Linked DNA regions of Homo sapiens: region 2 is linked to region 1. A link is a loop called in an ENCODE intact Hi-C map of the cell type or tissue named here. Cell type or tissue: Caco-2. All regions are shown on one strand. Each heading gives the region's core, and the rest is flanking DNA. Links, peaks and the distances in the headings are about the cores only. Region 1 overlaps FHIT (fragile histidine triad diadenosine triphosphatase). Region 2 holds the start of LOC105377115 (a long non-coding RNA gene).

Region 1 (11,092 bases), core at 1,840-9,839:
TATTTGCATGCAGGACATTTTAAATTTTAATGTCAAAGGTCATTAGTCTTTCCCCCCTCCCCCTTCTTCTGGTTATATCTAGGAGCTGGGCTTTTACATACTGGGGATAATTTATAAGAAAGCTATTAAAAGTAAGGCTTCAGATTTATTTTTCACATTCTCGGAGCCCAACAGGCTAAATGAGAAAGAGTCTAAAATAAAGATCATTTCCATATATTTGAATGTTGTTTTGTTGGTTGTGCCACTCAGGTCTATTGGGGACAGTGGGGTACCACATGGGAAGGATCACGGGCAAAGGATCATTCCTAGCAACTGCCACGTACATTCTCCCTACCCAGAATAGAATGAAGATCTCTTATGGTAGCTTAAGAACACTACCAAATGCAACATTTGGAATTTCTTCATAATTTCAAGTTGCCATGTCTTCTTTATTTTCCTTACATGAATATCTTATTTTTTCCTTTCTAGCTTAGGAAGGAGAAATTTGCTGGGCATTACTTTTTCTTTTCTGACTCCTCATGGGCTAAGTAGAGAAACTTTTCGTTTTAAGCTGACGGGAGCAGGAAAAATGAAAATTAATATCTTTCATTAATATTAGTAGGATTTGTGGATTCATATGAAAGGCAGTTTAAAGCCCAACACACTGCTCAGCAATCCTACTGCAGGACCCTACTCCACCCACTTGCCCTGGATGACTATTTCCCACCCTTTTCTCAGATCTCCAATAGCTTCTCTCTGCTGGTCCTGCTATGTGTATGCCCTTACTTCCTGTTTTACTGAGCAAAGCTCAGTCAGGAGGAAACCTCCACATGCTCTCACTAGCCTACCTGCTCCTAGACCATGTGCTCTCTGAACTGTTCTGCTTCCACCCTCGGCCTTCATGGTGCCGTGAACCTCAACACATGCCTACAAAAACACTTGGCTTCCGCAATTATCTGTTCTCTCCTGCATCATTTGGGTTCCTCTCCCTACTAGACAATTCTGAGAGGATATGAAGATGCTGTAGTGTCTCTAAACTAAAGAGATGAAAGAACGAAAGGAGAGAGAAAAAGAACAAAGGAAGGAAAGAGAGAAATGGAAAGAAAGAGAAAGAGATAAAGAAAAGAAATAAAGAGAGTAAGAGAGGGAGAAAAGAAAGAAAGATAAAGGAAGGAAGAAAGAAAAGAAGGGAGAAAGGCAAGCAGGAAGGAAGGAAAAAAGGAAAGCAGGAAGGAAGGAAGGGAAAAGAAAAAAAGAAAGAAGCCTGCATAATTCATTCCAGCTCCCACGTTTCTCTGCTTCCCATTTACAGCAAAGAACATCAGAGGAGTTGCCTGCACATGTTCTCTCCATCCCACTTTCATCCCCACCGCTTCTCAGAATGCACTTGTCTGGGTCATCCATGGCCCCTTGGTTGCCAAATCCATTTTTCTACTCAGTTCTATTCTTACTTGATCTATCAGCAGTACATGATACAGTTGATCACTTCCTCCTTCGTGACATACTTTTTTTTCAGTTGGCTTTGGGGACACCACACCCTCTTGGTTTCCCACTTAACCACACTGGCCTTTTTGGTCTCCTTGCTGGTCATCATCCTCTTTCTGATCTGTCAATCTGTAATGACTCAGGGCTCCATCCTTAAAAACTTGTCTCTTAATGCTCTCCTCACTTCCTAGAAAATCTCATCCACTGTCAAGGTTAAATACTGATGTTTTCGAAATCTCTATCTCTAGCTTAGACCTCTTCTTTCAACTCTAGACTTCGGTTACACATCCCATGCCTACTCATGTTCCCTTGGATATTTAAATGGCATATCAAATATAAATGCTACAACCCTGGTCTAAGTCACCATCTTTGCTCTAGACTTTTGCGTAAGTGTTCTCTATTTCTATCCTTGCCACCTTATTTGCAACACAGTAGCCAGAATGAGCCCCTTGAACCTAAATCAATTCCTATCACTGTTCTACTCAAAACCATAAAAACTTATTGTCTCAAAATAGAAGCCAAAGTTCTTGAGGCTATTCATCTTGTCCCTGCCGTCTCCCTGATTGCATAGGCTGCCAATGTCCTCCTTACTTCCTCTGCTACAGTGGCACTGGCCTTCTACTGGTACTCAAAAGTGCCACCCACACCTCGTCATCTCATGATTTCCGCCCCCAGAACACACTTGCCCTGGACATCGCCGTAGCTTGCTTCATCTTTTCCTTTAGATCTCTGCTCAGATTATCACCTTTTAAGAAAGGCCTACTCTGTCTTTTATAAATCAGCAGTCCTCTTGCTGATCTCCCACTCTCTATTCCTGTTAACCATTTCTTATAAGCACATAAGATATCATTGAGTTGTTTATTTTCTGATTCTCCCCCAGAATGTAAGCTCCAAGAGAGTAGGCATTTTGTTTTGGTCTCTGCTCTATGTCTAGTTCATAAAATAGTGCCTTGCAAGTAGTAGGCACTCAATAAACATTGATTGAATAAATGAAACATGGAATGAGAAATGTACATCTAAATTTTTAAGCGACAGCTCTAACAATTGGCCTGAAATCAAATACTGATGACCACTAATGCTTATTTTATTTTCTGAATCCGCACGCCCATGATTTTGGCATTTTACCTCTTTGGTGAATTTGTTGCTTCTCCTAAAAAGGTAAAAGGGTGTAAGATTTCCTTGATAACCTTTTGAGTTATATGAACTCAAGCTAAACAGAATGTTACTCAAGGATCACAGTAACTGAACGTGTCAAAATAGTATCTTGCTTCTCTCTTCCTGTATCAGTCAGCCCCACAGGAAACAGATGGCATCCATACATTGGGTAATTTGACTAGAGTTTAACAAAGGTAGCATTTTCAAACTACAAGACAGAGTGCAGTACCTTGGGGCTAGCTGCAGCGTTTTCTGATGCTACTCAACTCCTGAAGGGTAAAGGGGAGGAAAGAGGCATAGGAGAGGGAAGGTTATTGGGACCTGAGGGAGAGCTGTGTGACAGGCCCCTTGGCAGAGGCCACCTGAAGGACCAGCAGCCCTGGGTGGTGGGATACAACCAACCTGTGAGAAACTCTGCTTGGAGGTGACAGGGTGCTGAGGGACTAATATCCTAAGTTCTTTCTCCTCCCTTCTGATCTCTGGCTGGGGTTTCCCATTGACCAAACTAACTGGAAGCTAGAGAGCCCTGGGCCGTAGTCCATGTAAGCCAGCCTCTGAGGCAGGCAACAGGCGAGGAAAGGGTGGAGGGCAGATCCAGAGGGTAATGGCAGGCATCCAGCAGGACGTCCAAGTGCTATCTTCCAAACTCTAGACTAGTCTTCCACTTCTATGCGAGTGTCGTGTCATCCATTCTTCACATGGCAGCCAAAATAAAACCACCAATCTGTTCATGTTGTTCCCTTGTTGAAGACTGAATCATTCAACAGCTTTCTCTTGTGCTTACAATTAATTCCAAACGCACTCTAGTGGTATACCAGACCCATGAGGGGCTGGCTGGTTTCTACTCACCTCTTCCCTGAAGCTTATACTACACATGTCCACCCTGGTCACTGCACCAACTCAAGGGGCTGCCACTTCCCAGGAAGAGCTAAGTTCAGTGTCCTCACCGGCTCTTAGCATACTCTTATCTCTCTGCCTGCAGCACCCTTTCTTCAACCCTCGACATGCTTGACTCATTTAGACACAATCACCTAAGGAGGCCCTTCCTGTCCTCTTTGCCTAAAGGAAGTTTTCCATTCATTCTCTATCAGAAAATATTTCCTTCACAGCATTTATCACAAACCATAAATGGCTTCTCTTTCTTTCTCTGTTGCCATTGCTTTGTTCAATCTGAACTGTAAACAAAACAAAGTCAGTTGCTTCTTGTTCACTCTCTGATCTTCAGAATTCAGAACAATGTCTGGCCCAGGTGGTTTCTCAATAAATATTGGGTGATTGAGTAAAGGAACATTATTTTCAATGAAAATATCTTCCCATTTATGCAATAGTGAAAAAATAGCTTACTTGAAGTTTATCTCCAATGTATCTAAATTTCTATCTCTTTAGTATTTGGGAGATCTCAAATATATTAATAACACATACTTGAATAAAATATACTTACTAATGACAGAGTTGATTTTCTACAGCTCTGGCTGATTTTTTTTTGCTGTTGTTTGTTTGTTTTGTTTTTGTTTTTCTTTTTTTGTGGTTGGTCTTGTATGCCTTTAACAAAAATTAAGCTAACAAATGAACAATGCCCTTTCCCCAGTCCATAGTTTCACAGCAGAGCTAATTACATGCAGCTGACTTTTTGGGTGACTTATTGGAAGTTAGTGCTGTGTGGTCACAAGGTTTGTGCTATACAGACAAAAAGACCTGGCCAAACTCCAGTTAAGCCACTAATTGGCTGGGTAAGACTGTGACAAGTTATTCAGCTTTTCTGTTCCACATTTTCTTCCTCTATAAAAGCAAGGATAATGCGGCCTAATTCCTAGAGTTGTTTTAGGATCACAGGTGATAACATAGATCTTCTCTTTCCTCTGTGTCTTTCACTTTCTTTAGTGACAGACATCTGCTCAAATCCTCCTTTTTTCCTCTCCGGCTGCTTCTTCATCAATACCGTCTCCCCAACCCATTTTATTAGTCTTTGAATCTCATGTCCATATTCTGAGAATCTTGCTGGAAGGCTTTCCTGTCCACACTTCCTTTATAATGTTGAATTTGCTCTCTGGTGGAAGCAGCCTGGAGCTTGATCATGCCCATGACGAATTGCAGACTCATCAGGCTTTTCGTTTGGCATCGTATTTGCCAGACAAATGTAGACAGCACTTTTGTGTGGTGAAGCACTTTGTTAGTACTTCGAGCTTCTAAGGGACAATGTGAGTTGGAAAAAAAAGGCATTGAAACCTTGTACAATACTCACCCCATTACACAAGAAAAACCAAATGAGTTTATCTGACAAAAAGGTGTGGGTATGTGTTTGATAGAAGAAGCCCAAGCCACAAGGTGCTCTCTCTACAGAGAATCAAGATGCATTGAAGTTTTTTGTCTTTTGTTTACTTCTTTTTAGTGAAATTTAACTAATACACTTTGAATGCATTCTCTGTGCCAGGTATTTTCTTTATTCTTTTAGATGAACTTGGAACGGTGAAGGTTACAAAGTAAAAATATTTAGGAGTAAGTGGCTTTTACAAGATTTGACCAAAGAACAGAATGCTTTGCTGACACTTTGGAAATGTAAGGGTGGTGTATGTTTAATCGGGAAATACTCAGTTTCTAATGCATGCAATGTTTGTCTGGAACCTTTTTCCTTAAATGATTCAAATCAGTTCCATTCAAACCTGTGTACTTAGCACTCTTGATAGGTACTGAATAAAACAAAGATACAGTCCCTCCTTGCTGGGACTTCAGAGTCTGGCTCATTGTTCCTTAACTTATTTAACCAATGTCTCTAAATTTCTAAATATAAATATCTCAGGCCCTCTTTACATGTTATTTGAAACTTTAAATAAGCTAAATTAAAGATAATTAAGTTAAAGCCCTGCTTTATTTTTGTTACCTATAACTTATACATTTATTTATGGCTCTCTGAAATACTGATGTGACTGATGATGTGAAATAGCAAACACTTGCTGATAAATGGCACAAGCTTGTCATTTATCAGTCAGCTTCATGTTTTGTAGAAACCAGAGGTTGCAAATTAGTGGTTCCATGGGTCCAATGCAGATCACAGAGTCATTGTCATCCTAAGTGAGCCAACATTTGAAGTTGAGATATTATCCATAGAATGCAGATTTTCGACTTATCTTAAAACATTGGAAGATCGGGTAGCTATGGGCCTGCATTCCCACCTGACAGCAATGGGATGGGACTGACTGGCTGCTGCCCCCTTCAGGGAGGACGTGTTCTCTTCTGTTGTCATGTCCTCATCACTCATCCAGTAAACACACATGCCTGAAAATTGGCCTGCAGCATGCAACTAACTTTCCTGACTGCTGGAAAACACTTGAGTTTGAGAGTCCTGGTAGATTCCAGGGAGAGGAGATTGGAGTATTTTCAGAATACAGAGTAGATGGACCTTGAGGTATTGGTAGGATTTATATACTTGAAGAAGTGCTGAGAGGAGGTCATGCCAGAAAGGAGAATAACTTTGATGCTGAATCCCACCAGGTTTTTCTCTAATAATATTTAAATTGCTGAAGGATGCAGATGATTTCCTTTTTTCTAATAAATGAAAGCATATTTAAGGTTAAGACTCTTACTCTCTTGCAACCTTGCAATCTAATATACTTTCTTGAGAGGAAGGAAAAATGGAGAAGTTATAGTTAGCAAGAGCTAGGAATGGGTATGACTAAGGTTCCAGCAATGGGACACTGTCAGGTTTATGAATTCTATGAATTCATCAGTTAAAATTGTGTGTGTGCCTATGAGTGTAGAAAGGGTAAATGTTGAAAACAACTGTGTTACGGCAGCAAAGATTCAGATTTGCCACAGAAAATAAGGCTGACATTACCACTGAGTATCTCCCAAAAGCTTCTCATCATAGTAGTTGAGCCAGTACTTTTTTTTTTTTGAGACAGAGTTTCACTCTTCTCACCCAGGCTGGAGTGCAGTGGCGCGATCTTAGCTCACCGCAACCTCTGCCTCCTGTGTTCAAGCCATTCTCCTGCTTCAGCCTCCCAAATAGCTGGGATTACAGGCATGTGCCACCACGCCCGGCTAATATAAAAAGAGTAAGAGATGATGAGTTTGACCAAGATACCTTTAAGAGTATGACTTCTGTCACCAAAGACACTCCATATCCTGCAGGATTTTTCTAAACCAGCCTCTACTCGTATGTGAGATTCCCCCTGTTGATATCACGCTTAAGATGATATCTCTGAAAAGCCACTATCAGGATAACATTGCATCAATGAGTAGTATCATCTTTACATTTAAGAGCTGGTTTTCATTTTTCAGGTTAACTGGCCTTTCACTAACAGGCAGGGGGCCGAGAAAGAGTGCAAAGTGGGTACAGTTTACTTTGTTTTGATATTATTGGAGAATATCAAATGAAGAAGTTTTCTTATCCTGGTAAGGCCAGATCCCTTGTATAGCTTGATGTTTCCTTGGTCTTCAGAAGACTACACCATAAGGATTTATTTTTGTTAAATTGAAAACAGATCTCCTCCCAAAGGAAAGGCCCTTTTATTGATCCTGACCTTTTCCTTTTGCTGGGAAAGGCTTGTTGAGTTGCCTTTTAAACAACCAGAAATCACTGCTTTTTTTTTTCCTTGTAATCTTTTATTTATCCTGTTCACAGGCCTTACATACTTAAAAATAAATTTCCTATGGAAATTGTAAAGCAGCCCTACTTAGTGAAGAGTTAAGGATAGAAAATCGTCTTAACAAATCACATGTATCATGTGTCAGAGGCAGGGCAGGCAGTTCAATACCTAATTGTCCCTGGCCTCACCCTCTTCAATTTTACTTTCTTCTTTTGTTTTCATCTGTATCTTGTGAGTTCCCACAAGAGGTACTTCAGAGTTTATTTTGTCTAGTAGTGTCATGAGAAAACTTAAAGCACTGACTTGGGATTATATTAGATTATTAGATGGAAGAATCAAGAAATTAATTTCCTTCAAGAGAAGAATGGCATGTCTGGCCAAACAGAATATTGCTTAATGTAATAGAACTCCCAAATGAAATTGGAGAGTGGATCGCTCCCTTACCTGGGGGATGTGAGATTATTGAATTCCAGATTTCTGTATAAATTAACATCCAAATGAGTGGATCCGCCCTCTGCTCTGCCAGCCATTTCTCTCCCTTTTTGTGATTGTTCTGGACATGAATGTTTCTGTTACCCGCCAGAGGGCTGCACATCTTCAGCCAGCTCTGCCAGAGAATAAAAGAATTAATGGATTGGAACCTAATCCATAACTCCCTAACTCCACAGCTTTATTTTTTTAATAGTTCATAAACTTCTTATTTTCCCCTTTAGCCTAGATTTCCTTTATGGTGAAGGAAAGGTTTGCCAGCCTTTGGATCTGCTTTATAAAAATGCTTTAAAAGACAATGCTGTGTTGTGTGAATGCCTGCAACTCACCTTCATGCAATATTCAAGAACTGTCCCAGAGTTTATGTCTGAATTTGTTCTGATGTAAGGAACCCTGGAGCCAACAACACAACTAGTTCCAGATGGGTTAAGTTTTGCATTCTTAAAGACTTAGTAGGCCAATAAATATTGCTTCTCTTAGGGCTGTCGAAAGTAATGTAATTGGGAGCACGACAGATGCCTAACGGGATACCTAGAGATCTCTATTTTGAAATTTCTAAAGTGACATAATACAGTTTGTATTTTTTTCAGAATAACTACATTAAATGTCTGTTTTTCAGAATGAAACTCTCTGTGGGATCTGTTTTGGCATCTTTCTCTTCTTCTGGGTGATAGAATTGGGAGATAAACCAGTGACTGATTTCTTAAAAAGTTAAGTTTTGAGAAACATATTTTATAGGACACACATGCCTTACACCAAGCGCTCCAACAGCAAACACTCATGATTGGATTTGGAAACAGCAGCATTTGCTGTCTGAAGGGGAAACCTACACAAGTGGAATGTATCCAGGGTTGTGGGTTCGAATTGTTCACAAAATAAAACGCAAAAAAGTAGCCATTGTTGAGAACTTGGAGAGGAGGTCTCACTTGGCACCCTTCACATGTCCTTTTCAATCAGAGAGGGACTGGCCAGCACCTACTGACCCCAGTCGCCTTCCAGTTTCCACTCCATGGCCCTGCTGCTGCACAGAAGCCTTAGTTTCATGAGCTCCCTGTGAAAAATCGAATGCACAATTGATTCTCCCCTTTCTGGAATTTCACGTGTTATCTGTTGGGAAATAAAAAATAAGTGCAAAAGCAAAGTATGTTGTGTAATTTGTGTAAGTTCTTCCTGAAGTATGCTTTCTTTTTGAGGTGACCTATTCATTCCTCTCCATGTGTTCCCCCACCCCCAGTGAAAACAACCTTTTATTTCCTGATTACTGATATGTGCCTTTGGGATAAACTAAAGAAGAGAGTAAGACTCACCTGAAATTTGAAGACTATGGAATACTAAAACTTTGCAAATTTCCCAACAAATGTCTCATTATGCGTGTACGTAGAAAAACACAAAATTTTATAAACATTTTACATAATATGTGTACTCTTCCACCTGCAGCTTTATAACCTAGTTTTTAAAACCAAATATCATCTTCCTATGTTGATAAATATACATCTACATCTTCCACTTAAAAGACTGCATAGTATTCTATTTTATAGGTGTACCACAACTTACTTAGCCTATCCCCTTTTGATGGGCATTTAGATTGTTTCTGGTTTTTTTATATTATAAAAAAACAATGAATAAGCATTCTCATCCATATACATTTATGAATTTCACAAGTTGTTTCCTTTGGATATAATCCTACGAATGAATTTTTTTTTCATAAAATACTACCATTAAAGATTTTGAGAAAGTTGCTACCCTGCCTTTCAGAGAGATACTGATTTCTACTTATCCCATCTGTGTATGAGCATCTCCAATTCCTTAAAATCTCACCAACAGTGGGTAGTATAAAGCTTTCTCAACCAAAAAGGGACAAAAATATTTGTTGTAATTTTTGTTTGAATTTCTTTGATTCATAGTGAGGTTGGACATTATGCCATCATTGGCATTCCTATTTCTTCTTTTGGAAATTATCTGTTCCTATCCTTTGCCCATATTTTGCTTTTTGGATTTTCCTTATTGCTTGCAATGGCTTTCTGTAAATACTGGATATATGTGATTCTCATAGAAGCATCTGGAAAGGATCTTGTAAAAAAAATATTTGAGAACAATGCAACATTAAAGTGAGAAAAATAATTTGGTGCTGTCTCACTCTAAGTATCCATTGAACACCTCTCTGTTCCTCAGTTTCCTCCTATATAAAATTAGAAAAGAGTAATCATCCATTTCTCAGATTTCTTCAGTTGTAATAAAGCCAGTAGTTATTAAAGTGAAGCATTTCACCCATGTTACTTCCACAGTAAACACTCTGGTGTCTTCTGTTGTTCTAACCACTCTCGACTTACCTGGTTGGTGAGAAAGGGTCCCACCCTAGGGTTAGAAAGATGACTGAACAACACTGGACCAGTGAGACAGCAGTTTGTTAGTCACATATACTCACAGCCCAGGGAGGAAGGACCCTGAGTGCCACACAGGTCCACGTGGGAGTTGCACTTGGGAACACAGTGAGCAATCAGGGGATGTGGGAAGAAGGCTTTAGTATTAAGAGGGGTGGGATTATCCCTGTTTCTATGGGAGGATGAAGTCGGCTTGTCTGAATAATTCTGCAGGCTGGCAGGAAACTGAAATCCACTACTCCGGAATAAGAGGAATAAGCAGGAACCATGCCTGGTTCACATGACAGGGAGGGTTGTTTGGCTGGGGGACTTTATTTGCAGGAGCAGAGCTGGGAGGTGTATTAGTCTGTTTTCACACTGCTGATAAAGATATATCGGAGACTGGGTGATTTACAAAAGAAAGAGGTTTATTGGACTTACTGTTCCACATGGCTGGAGAGACCTCATGATCATGGCTAAAGGCAAGGAGGAGCAAGTCACATCTTACATGGAGGGCAGCAGGCAAAGAGAGACCTTGTGCAGGGAAACTCCCATTTTAAAAACCATCAGATCTTGTGAGACTGATTCATGATCATGTGAACAGTGCAGGAAAGACTTGCTCCCATAATTCAATCACCTCCTGCTGGGTTCCTCCCACAACATGTGGGAATTGTGGGAGTTACAATTCAAGATAAGATTTGGGTGGAGGCACAGCCAAACCATGTCAGGAGGGGAACTTGTCATTAGGTCATTTGAGGCCCTCCTGAATTTCTCCATATGTCAAAGCAGCACAAAATATGGGGGCCTTGATTTTAGACCTTATACTGCAACTATTTCTGAGAGGTGAGTCCTCTCAGAGGACTCAGAATTCAGTGGCCTCTTCTCGGTCCCCATTGCCTTTGACTACGTTCATCCTATGCACTCCTGAAAACTCTTCCTCCATTGCCCTCCATCCCACAGTCCTGTCCATGAAGGCATGAGTCAGATGGTCCCTGAGTGAGGCAACATGCCTTTGATCCCATCTCTGTTGTCTACTAG
Region 2 (11,092 bases), core at 1,721-9,720, 540 kb before region 1:
AAAAAGTGGTTTTTGGCTAAAGGGAAAAAAAATGTGTTTGGGGCCAAATGTGTTTGTCAATGTTTGTCTCATTGTCTGCTTTGCAAAAAACATCGTAGCTATAAATTTCATATGTAATAAATAATCTGTTGTTAGGGGAAAGTGTTATGATGTTGAAAATGGAAAATGAAGAGAGTCCCTGGCAAGTTGAAAGTTTCTGTTCATTTGAACATTAGACAGGACTCTTCCTCTCATTATCTCTCCCTACCCTTTTCTTCTGTTAATTTCGAAGACTCTTATGTTTCTAGCCTTAGTCTCAGATAGAGATGAAATGACGTGCAGCATAAGACCTTCCTCAAATCAAACCATCATAATTTCTAATGATTGGGGCAGAAAAAACTTTTCCTCTACCTTCTGAGATTCATTACCCGTGGGCGTGTGAGTTAAACTGACAAAAGACAGAATAACAGAAGAAAGAAGAGTTTATTCATATGCACACATGATCTTAAAAAAGAAGTAGCTGGATAAATGATTAATGGTTAAGGTTAGAGATTTACAGATCTAACTTAGTAGGGAAAAGGGAGGAGGGAGAAAAGGCCTCTATGGGAGGACCAGATGAAGGTCTTTAGGAAAGACAAATGGATTTCTAGAAAAATAAATGCGAGAGAAGAAAGTTTGTAGTATACTTGTTTATGCAAGTTTGAGTGGTCTTTTCATTTTCTTCATTGTCATAAAACTCCCTCAAGAAGGGATTTGTCATAGGTTTACTCTTGGTCTCCTTCCTGGGAGTAAAAGCTGCCCTGAAGAGGGAATTTATGGCAGCCTCATTTCCCAGGAGTCTGTGCTTTTAGTCAGATAAGGGAAGCCCCAAGAAGGCTTCTTTCTGCATCTGTTGAATCTCAAATGTCTTCAACTTAAAACAATCTGTATACCAACTCTGGGGTTCAAAGCGGATCTTCACATTATTTTTAAGCTTGATGGCTCATTATTTATGAACATATTGCATTAAAACACTATATGTTTTGTGACTTAGGTTTTGGCACCTCCTTGAATTTTGCCCCAGAGGTAAGCATCTTGCTTGCCTCATCCTAGTCCCGGTATTTCCCTGCTTGTCAGCAGCCTTTTAGAAGAAAGCTTCATATGTTGAATGAGGGTATTGATTAACCAACTACTGTCCTCTGTGGTTGAGGGTTCCCCCTGGAGGCATTAAATTCCTGGCATTTTTGAAGAAGAGAAAGAGAGAGGCTGGGTATATGAGGTTGGAAGCATGCATGGGCACTGTGCACTCAGCTGAGGGGGTCCAAGAGGATATGGAGTGAGGAGACACCAAGGGGCCAAGATCTGGATGCACTGTTTCATCGAATCTTTCCAGTAATGCCAGGTGCTCATCAGAGTCAGGGCTAGAGTGAGGTAGGTGAGCACCAAAAGACTCAGTCATGGAGATAAATAATATTTTCACACAACACTTTAAAAACTCAAAATTAATCCAAAAACGATTAATGCTAAACAAAATGTCAACATTTTAACTAAAGACAGGATCCAACCTTGTACTTGCATGACTCTACTTCATTTGCATCACCCTAAAACTGGCCCTGGCTCCAGTGAAGCTTTCTTTATGAAAATAGATTGCTGTAGATGACCAATTTGACTTTAAAAGAAATATTGCATGACAATATTATTAATCTTGACTACTGAGTTTTTGGCACTCTCGTATATTTTGCTACTGAGGCAAGTGCCCCACTTGCCTCACCCTAGCCCTGGCCCTGGCCTTAGTATTATCTCTATCTTCCAGACAAAGAAGCTGAGTCTGAGACACATGAGGCAGATTGCTGTAAATCACATAGGTGACCCCAGACACTCCAGAGTGAATGACATCAACCACCAATGTGGACCTCTCTCCCAGTCACTGGCCTTTTAGTGGCTATGTCAAGAAAATGTGTGCATTAGTTAGAACTCTCCAGAGAAACAGAACTAATAGGATAAAGGTAGGTAGGTTGGTAGATAGATAAATGAGAGGGCATTTATTAGGGGAATTGGCTCACATGATTATGAAGACTGAGAAGTCCCACGATATGCTGTCTGCACACTGGAAAGCCAGGGAAGCCAGTAGTGTGGCTCAGCAGATGGTGTAATTCTGAGTCCAAGGCTGAAAGGCCTGAGAATCTGGGGGGCCGCTGATGTCAGTCCCAGACTCCAAAGACCCAAGAATCTGGAGTTCTGAGGTACAAGGGCAAGAGAAGAAGGGTGTCTTAGTGAGAGAGAGAGAGGGAGTGCACTCCAGTTCACCTTTCCTTTGCTTTTTTGTTCTATACAAGCCCCTCAACACTGGATAGTGCCCACCCACATTGGATGAAAGTGGTTCTTATTTATTCAGTCCACTGATTTAAATGCCAGTCTCTTCTGGAAACACCGTCACAGACATGGCCTAAAATAATGCTTTATCAGCTATCAGGGTATTCCCTAACCCATCAAGTTGACACCTGAAATTAACCATCAGAGTGTAGAAGTGATACAGAGTTCCCCACCTCTGCCCACCCTCCTAAGCTTTCACCTAGTTCGAGTACAATTGTGAGAACTAGGCATATAGCTTTGCAGGAAAAAGTACAGCAGAGTTAAATTGATGAAGAAGTTCTAATCCCTGGCTGCTTTTCATGCTACAAGTAGATGCAGCAAACTGAAAACTTGCCAATTATCTGAAGGTCTATTGAGATGTTGCAGCTGCATGTGTTTATTTCATAACTGTAGAGTACAACTTGGGAGTGTGTGTGCTGTAAAAAGAGAAGTTGGACATTTTATAATTTTTCAATATCTAATAATTGCACATGAATGTACCTGATTTTCCATTAGCTAAATGGGGTTGCCAAGAAGAACTAATGAATATTGAATGGTTGATTTCTGTCACTTTTTAAAGGTGGGACTGGACATGAAATTATTTCTTTTAATACAGAGACAAAGACAAGTGACTTTAGAATTTAATGAAAGGTGCCAGATTGGAAAGCTCGCTGGTACAGCCTTGCTTCCTCTCCACATGCACTTACAGAAGGTTCTCAATATGGGTTTTACTGACTAATTGATAGCTTAACTGATGACCTGTTAGACACAAAGCTTTAGGATACAAAGCAGGTAAATTATACAGGTTGGCACCAAAGCACCTTATAACATACCCAGCTCTTTCGTTTTGGGTCCTCACAAATGGTAAAAGTGTGAGCTGGGTGTTTTCCTAGTGAAAACGTCATTGATGCACTGTGAAATTCCGATAGTCTTGGAGAGAAGTATTCTGAAATTTCTGGTTTGGCTGTTTTCATGGTAAGACTTAAATATCGGTGTTCACCAACTCTCTTCTTCATTATTGACCATGCCATGCTTTTGTTTTCCTGAAGATGGATTTCTTCCTTAAAATGCATGCAGTGACATTTTTATGTTACCTATACAGACAGGCATTTATTTGCTCCTTTACTTAAAATGATTCTAGAGGCACAGAAGACAATGGGTTTGACACATCTCTACTGGCGATCCCAAGGTGGACAGATGTCCACTGATGACCACAGGTTGAGTTTAAGACCTAGCTTCTTAAAAATGGGACAGCCTACAGTCATTATCTATTGAGTTTCTAAAATTAATTTGAAATGTTGGCTATTAAAGGGACAGAGAATAAATGACTCCTAATGCATTTTAGAGCATAAAATTAGAATGGTGTTGCTTGATTGACAGCAGTCTAATGTTACTAGCAATTATCTGGTTAAAAAAGGGAGGGGGGCATGTTTCTTCGAAGGCACAATCTTCATTTTTGTACTTGGTAAATTATTAACCATTCTATTAGAAAAATAATGAGCTGCAGATTAAATGGCAAAGGCACAGTTAAGGAAAAAATGCCTTTTGATAATTTTGACCTTGGAAATGTGATGGGTTTGGATTAGAAATAGACTAGTTGGTTCCTCATCTTAGGCCTTTTTATTGCAACATAAGGTAGGCCTGGCTGTAAACTCAATACAAGAACAGTAAGTCTATTCTATTGCCTAGAATAAAGGACATTATAAATATACGGGAAATGTCAGAATAAATTTAAGTACCTTCGAGAAGCATCTGCTAAAGGGCTACTGTGGGTAAAATACTGTGCTATGACCTTGAGAACAAAAAGAATATAAGAGCTGGTCATTGCCAATGATGAGTTTACTGTGTGGCTGGGGAAATAAACACAAGTATGTGAATAAGTGCAGTTCTCATGGCTGTAATCCATATGGGTCAAATGAAGTGCTACATTGTATATTAAAGATATTATAATTTGGTAATAATGGTATTTTTAAGGGTATGAATTATGATGATTATTAGTTAAAGGAGTTTAAATGAAAGGAGTAATTGTAGCCAATTAAGAAATATGATAGGAGTGCTTGCAATGAGTACGGCATGTGCTAGCTATTGTTGGAGGGGCAGATGGAGGATACAAAAGTTCTTGCCCCAGTTAGTTTGCAATCTACTATCTTCTGGCAACTCTGTCTCCACCCTCTTTTCAGCTATTTTTTTTTCTCTTGTCATTAAATATTGGAGTTTCTCGAGATTCAGTCCAGAGCCATCTCCTTTTCTGAGTCTTTACTTTCTCCATCTGGAAAATCTCATCCATTCCCATGGCTTCAATAAACAGATGTTTCACAAATTTGCACTTTCAGCCCAGATAGCTCCTCTAGCTCCAGAACTATACACCCAACTGCCTCATTGACATTGCTTCTTGAATGTCTCAAAGGATTAAACACACACACACACACACACACACACACACACACACACACACACACACATGTGCATGCACAAAACTGGGATTGTGATTTAATTTCCTTCCCCTCTTAGTCTCTTTCCAAAGTTTCCTAGCTCAGAAAATCGTCCTAACAATTAGTTGACTGATTCAAGGCAGATGCAAGCCAGAAAAATGGAAGTCATTTCCGATGCTGCCATCCTTCTCACCGTGCTATCCACTTCACTGTTAAGGCCTGGAAGCTTAACCTCCTAAATATCTGGCATAGGTGACCACTTCTCTCCATTGTACACCAGTCTGTGTCCTTTGTTATGTAAGTCCCTTTGTACTTACTCTCATGAGATCACATTTCTTCCCCTTATTGCCCCTACTTGGTTGTTAGGTAGTTGCATCAGGCACAGCTAGTTGCCTGCTCATCATACATCCCCACCTTTTCCTGTAATAACCAAATCTGAATTTTGCTCCAGTATCTGCTCCTTCCTGCACGACTCAGGGGCGGATCACCTTATTTCCATCTCCTTGTAAATCCCATTGACAATGATTGGTTAAGAGGTGGGCACATAACCCACTTTGGGCCAATGAAACAAAAGGGAATACGTGCTAGGTGACTTTAGAGATGCTATTTCTTGCTGTTAAGAAGAGGATTTAGGCCGGGCGCGGTGGCTCACGCCTGTAATCCCAGCACTGTGGGAGGCCGAGGCGGGGGGATCACGAGGTTAGGAGATCGAGACTATCCTGGCTAACACGGTGAAACCCCGTCTCTACTAAAAAAAAAAAAAAAAAAAAAAAAAAATTAGCCGGACGTGCTGGCGCGCGCCTGTAGTCCCAGCTACTCGGTAGGCTGAGGCGGGAGAATGGCGTGAACCCGGGAGGCGGAGCTTGCAGTGAGCCGAGATCGCGCCACTGCACTCCAGCCTGGGCGACAGTGCGAGACTCGGAAAAAGAAGAGGATTCAGAAGGCAACAGTCCATTTCTGCGTCTGCTGACCAGGATGAGCTGCTTGGAACAGCTGCAGTCATGCTGATGCCAGCCTGAAGATGGAGCCCACAGAAAGAGGAGGGCAGCTCTGAGACACCAGCAAGCAGGTGGAGTCACCTTACCACCAAATTTTCCTCGAGAGGTGGCAAATGTTCATATTGTTTTTGCCAATTTCAGGTGAAGCTTTTCTATTACTTAAAGCGGGAGTTATCTCACTGGACACCAACAATTTCATTCTCAACTGAATGATTATTTGAATAATAATTAAAAAAACAGTCTCTCAACTAGACTATATCTATGTCTACTTTGCTTGTAGTTGGATTCTCTGTTCGGAGGACCATGTCTGCATTTAGCAGGAATTCAGGGAATATTTGATGGATGAATGAATGTCCTAGCCATGGAAATAGTAATGAACATGATAACAAGAAAAGTCATGATACTAGATGATGTTTGATGATTGCCAGTGACTGGTAAGGATGTAAGTTTAGAAGGAAATTGGAAGAGGAATAAACCAGAGTGGTCTGCGTGGCTGCAGTGATCTTCACAGAGGAGATAAAAGTGGAGGTGATCTTTAAGCACTGGCTGGATTTGGACAGACAGACAGAAATGGTGGCAGTGGGGAAAGAATACATCAGGAAGGGATCTAAGGGCAAGAAATTGAGCATATTTTTGTCAGTGCCTCAGGTTGAAATTGGAAAGGATGACAGATGTCCTTGAAAGCTACATATCAGTGTGTACCTGTCCTGACAGAAATGGAAAACCCTTAAAGATTGTTGAGCAGGAGTGTGACCTGACCTTCTGTATCTAGCTGGTATTTAACTCCTGGGTCAGGGTGGCCTTCACTGTAAAATCTCCAATTATTAGAGAAAGAGAAGGGCCCTGTCTGTGTCCATGATTGTACAATTATACATACAATGGGAAATGTAATTAAAAAAAAACCCCTTTCATTTTAAGCTTTTAAAAGCATATCTCCCTAGTTGAAATTGAAAGAATAATTGCAGACATGGTGTCTTACCTATGGGCAGATTCCATAGTCATTCATTTTCAAATATCTGATGTCAGTAATTTAAATGAGACTTCCAGAACATTATTCCTCTGTGTTACAATGTCGGCCACTCAATAATTTTAAATTGATTCATTGCTATACCTAATGGAAAAAATTATTTTAAGTACTCTACCCATTTTCCCTGAGGGGAAATGCCTGGGGAGCCTACTGTTCAATAGTTCTCTTGATGTCATGACTTTATTTTAGTGCCTCTTCAATAAGTTTTTAAGGGATTTGGAGTAGAGCTTTAAACATCTTCTAATACTAACTGGGGAAACCCATTATTTTGGAAAGTAAAATTACTTGTGTCTTAAAAACATAAATTTTACAGTTAAACTTAAAAAAGATTGATTTGAAGTACAGTTGACCCTCAGACAACACGGGTTTGAACTGCACGGGTCCACTTATACATGAATTTTCTTCTACCTCTGTTACCCCTGAGATAGCAAGACCAGCCCCTCCCCTCCATCCTCCTCTCCAGCCTCAATGTGAAGACAATGAGATGAAGACCTTTATGATGATCCACTTTGACTTAATGAATAGTAAGTAGGTTTTCTCTTCTGTAAGATTTTCTTAATAACATTTTCTTTTTTCTAGTTTATTTTATTGTAAGAATACATTATATAACATATATAATGTGTATTCATGCTTTATGTTACTGGTAAGGCTTCTGGTCAACAGTAGGACATTAGTAGTTAAGTTTTGGAGGAATCAAAAGTTATAAGTGGATGTTTGACTGTGCAGGAGTCTGCGCTCCTAACCCCCATGTTGTTCAAGGGTCAACTGTAGTTATAAATGCTTGCTCTTTTTTTTTTTTTTTTTTTTTTTGCCAGTTTCAGGACTTTTAAATATTTGTAATTTGGTACATACTGCCTTAGAAAAACTTGTATGTGTGAATATGATTGTATTCCTAGCCATACTTACCTAAAAATAGTTCAACATATAGAAACAATTTTATTTTATATATTTTTAATAAGTATGTAGTTATTTTGTGTATAGAAACTTATTAAATCTCCTAAGGATTACTCAGTCCTTTATTAGTTTGACTTCTGTAGTTGCAAGTAACAGAATGGGATTTGGCTAACTTAAGCAAAAAAAAAAAAAAAGTGAGGGGGCAGGAGAGGGTCTCAGAATCCAAGGAAAAAGCTGAGGCCTCAGGAAGGGCAAGAAGGGTTATAGAAGGACAAGAAGGGGGTTCAGGGAATGTTGGTGACAGACAATAGTGAGGTCTCCTAAGGACACTGCCATAGTGGTAAAGTAGCTTCATTGCTTTCCGTCTGTTAGTTTTTGGGCACATGATTTAAGTTCCAGGGAGAGAGAAAGGATGATACGATTATAATTAGCCTAGCTTGGGTCTCCTGCCTATTTCTTTCTAAACCAAGGATGCAGCCAGTGCAGTGTAGACCCTGCAGAAAGGGTCTTCCCCAAGGCCAATGCAGAGTGCTCTTTCCGTAGAAATGAGGCCGCCTGTGGATGCAGCCCAGGCAAAAAAGCCAGATGTCACTTACAGCATTGCTCACCTGGACTCTTAGGTGCCATTTCTTTCCAAACTTGTTCTTTCAAATTCAGCCTCCAAACTGGCTGCCAGAGTGATCCTTATAAAACCTCAAATTGACTCTCACCCTTCCTGACTTAACACTTGTCAGTGACTCTTTAAGGACCCAGTGATTTTTTTTTTTTTTTAAATTTTGGTGTCACTTCTCACCTTTCTCAGCCTGAACCTCCAGCCTCTAAAACTGCTTAGAGCATCTCCCATCTCTGCTCTGCACTGCTCTCCCCGCCGCTTGGGGTTAGAGCTTACACTTTCTGGGTTCCTGCTGTGTGTTTGTCCATCGCTGTATTTTCCATACCAGGTTATAATGATCTACTGAAGGGCCTGTTTCATGCAGGAGAATTATATCTCACTCATTTTTGTGTCTCTAGACATTACACACCACCTGCCTTTATTATTTACATTTTGCTCAATAAATTTTTTCTTAATGAGTAATTTAATGAATGCAATGTGTTTATCCTTGATGTTCCTTTACAGATAACTATGGCAAAACCTGATGTCTATAATAACTCATCTTTTGGGAAGCTAACTAGCTTCCAACAATGTGTTATTGTTCATCCAAATTCCTTAAAGGAATTCCTCACTTGGGAGCCTATTTCTGCTGTGAAAAAACAAAAAACAAAAAACAAAAAAAAAACCCAGTTTATGTTTTCCCAGGCTTATTTTTTATGTTTCCTTGCTATTTCAGAAGTATAGAGATGAAGATGTACATTTTCATAGAGAGGGAAATATTGCTAGGTACTTTTATTTCTTTTTTTAACTTTTATTTTAGGATCAGAGGTACATGTGCAGGTTTGTTATATAGGTAAACCAGTGTCATGAGGGTTTGTTATACAGATTATTTTGTCACCTGAGTACTAAACTTAGTACCCGATAGTTATTTTTTCTGATCCTCTCCCTCCACCCACTCTCCACTCTCAAGTAGACCTCCGTGTCTGTTGTTCCCCTTTTTGTGTCCATGCGGCCTCATCATTTAGCTCCCACTTGTAAGTGAGAACATGTGGTATTTGGTTTTCTGTTCCTGCGTTAGTTTGCTAAGGATGATGGCCTCTGGCTCCATCCATGTTCCTGCAAAGGACACGATCTCATTCTTTTTATGGCTGCATAGTATTCCATGGTATATGTGTACCACATTTTCTTTATCCAGTCTACCATTGATGGGCATTTAGGTTTATTCCATATCTTTACTATAGTGAATAGTGCTGCAATTAACATAACATGTGCATATGTCTTTATGGTAGAATGGCTTATATTCCTTTGGTTATATACCCAGTAATGGGATTGCTGGTTCGAATGGTATTTCTGTTTTTACCTCTTTGAAGAATGGCCACACTGCTTTCATTAGGTACTTCTCTAAAGCAGAAATGGGAAAATCATAAGGTGACTTGGAATAACTGCCATTACTACATGTAGTATTCAGCTCTCTCAGTACCAGTAATTTCGTATTGCTCCTCTTCTAGAATATTTACCTCCCTGCCTTCTTTTTCTACTAGCAGCACATTGGAAGCTCTCATGAATTTGTTGTAGACTATCACCCCAAATCCTCTTAAGCCTTTTTGCTTTTTAGAAGAATTCTCAGTTTATGTCTGTGCCTCGTAGTATTTTTCCCAAAGTGTATTGTTTTATGTTCTTGTAAATTGAACTCATCACATTTAAACTGGTGTGCCTCTCCAAGGTCTCTGGATTATTCTGTACTGTTGATCTATTTTTCACTGTTTATGATTTTTTGCAAATAAGAATAATGTACAATTTATTTTGTGCTTCAGACCATTAATAAGGATATTAAATAGCATGTGCTTCAGATTTTGCCTTCTGGCATCCTGCTTTTCCCAATTTGATTCTGGCCTGTTAACAGTTATTTTTTATTCTGTCAGGGTTTTTTTGCGGGGTGGGGGGGTTCTTTTTAAAATATTGTTGTAATATTTTTTAACAGAAAGTAGCTTGTAACTTTTCTCCATTTCAGCACCAAGAAGCAAATAACCCAGATAAGTTATGTCAAAAGATCCTTTTATTTTCCCCTGGAATATATGTTTTCTGGGGGAGTGTTAGTTGAATGTTATAATATTTATTGAGACTATACCATCAACCACTTATATAGCTCTTGCTATTCTCCAGAACTATTCTGGGTATTATGCATGGAATAGCTCATTTAATGTTCACAACAACCCAATGAAGTAGGTCTAATCATTTCCTTCATCTTGCCAATTAGGAAACTGAGGCACAAATGAACCAGATAAATTGCTTAAGTCATACAGCTAGTAAGTGTCAGAGCCAGGACTCAAACTCAGGCTGTTTGGCTTTGGAATCTGAGCTCTTAACCATCACACTAGGTTGGATTCAACCAAGGCATCCTTAAGTGAGAGATACTAGAATGAACCAGAAATGGGTTCTATCCCCTAGATGTTTGCGACAGAACACAAGATTTGCAAATAAGCAACCTATGTCTCCCTTGTCCTTCCCTTTACTTATCTCTCCAGTCAATCTGCAATAACTTTAACCTTCGTCCTATTTCTTCTCCTCATCTTCATTACTACAACTTTGGTTCAGGACATAATTGTCACATGCTGGGATTTCTACAACAATCTCCTCAACTGATATTCCTGATTCCATCTTGGGGCCCCTAAAGCTCATTCTCCACAATGTAGATCAACTTACTTTATAAAAATACAAAAATGATCTTATATCTTCCTTGCCTAAAGCCCTCACAAAATGTAGGGCTCGAGGGTGAGGAAAAGGTAAGTTTCCTCAAGGAAAATAAGGGTTCAGTTTCCAGAATAAGAGGGAGTGGATG

Evidence for each region. Hi-C counts contacts between places; a loop is a spot of excess contacts. Peaks named below come from ENCODE experiments on the same cell type or tissue, not always from the same donor. Only the 100,000 strongest peaks of a DNase experiment are listed, where the experiment ranks them.
Region 2: a loop joins it to region 1, with 4 times the contacts of the local background. A loop is called at or near these places in 2 of 110 quality-filtered maps.

The regions. Positions count from the first base shown.
Region 1 is chr3:60,750,051-60,761,142 of GRCh38, reverse strand. All of the region lies in intron 4 of FHIT (fragile histidine triad diadenosine triphosphatase), which reads left to right. Among named protein-coding and RNA genes, the nearest start is that of MIR548BB, 140 kb to the right of the region's middle. In Caco-2, for the core only: CTCF peaks have their summits at 5,593 and 5,805 (motif pointing left); a DNase peak (open chromatin) is centred at 5,822.
Region 2 is chr3:61,289,594-61,300,685 of GRCh38, reverse strand. The region is part of intron 6 of LOC105377114 (a long non-coding RNA gene); the gene reads left to right. LOC105377115 (a long non-coding RNA gene) reads right to left here and starts at 2,196. Exons shown (of 3, transcript XR_001740726.2): 1 at 2,022-2,196. RefSeq lists a silencer at 1,017-1,311. In Caco-2, for the core only: no CTCF peak of the experiment used is centred there; a DNase peak (open chromatin) is centred at 5,755.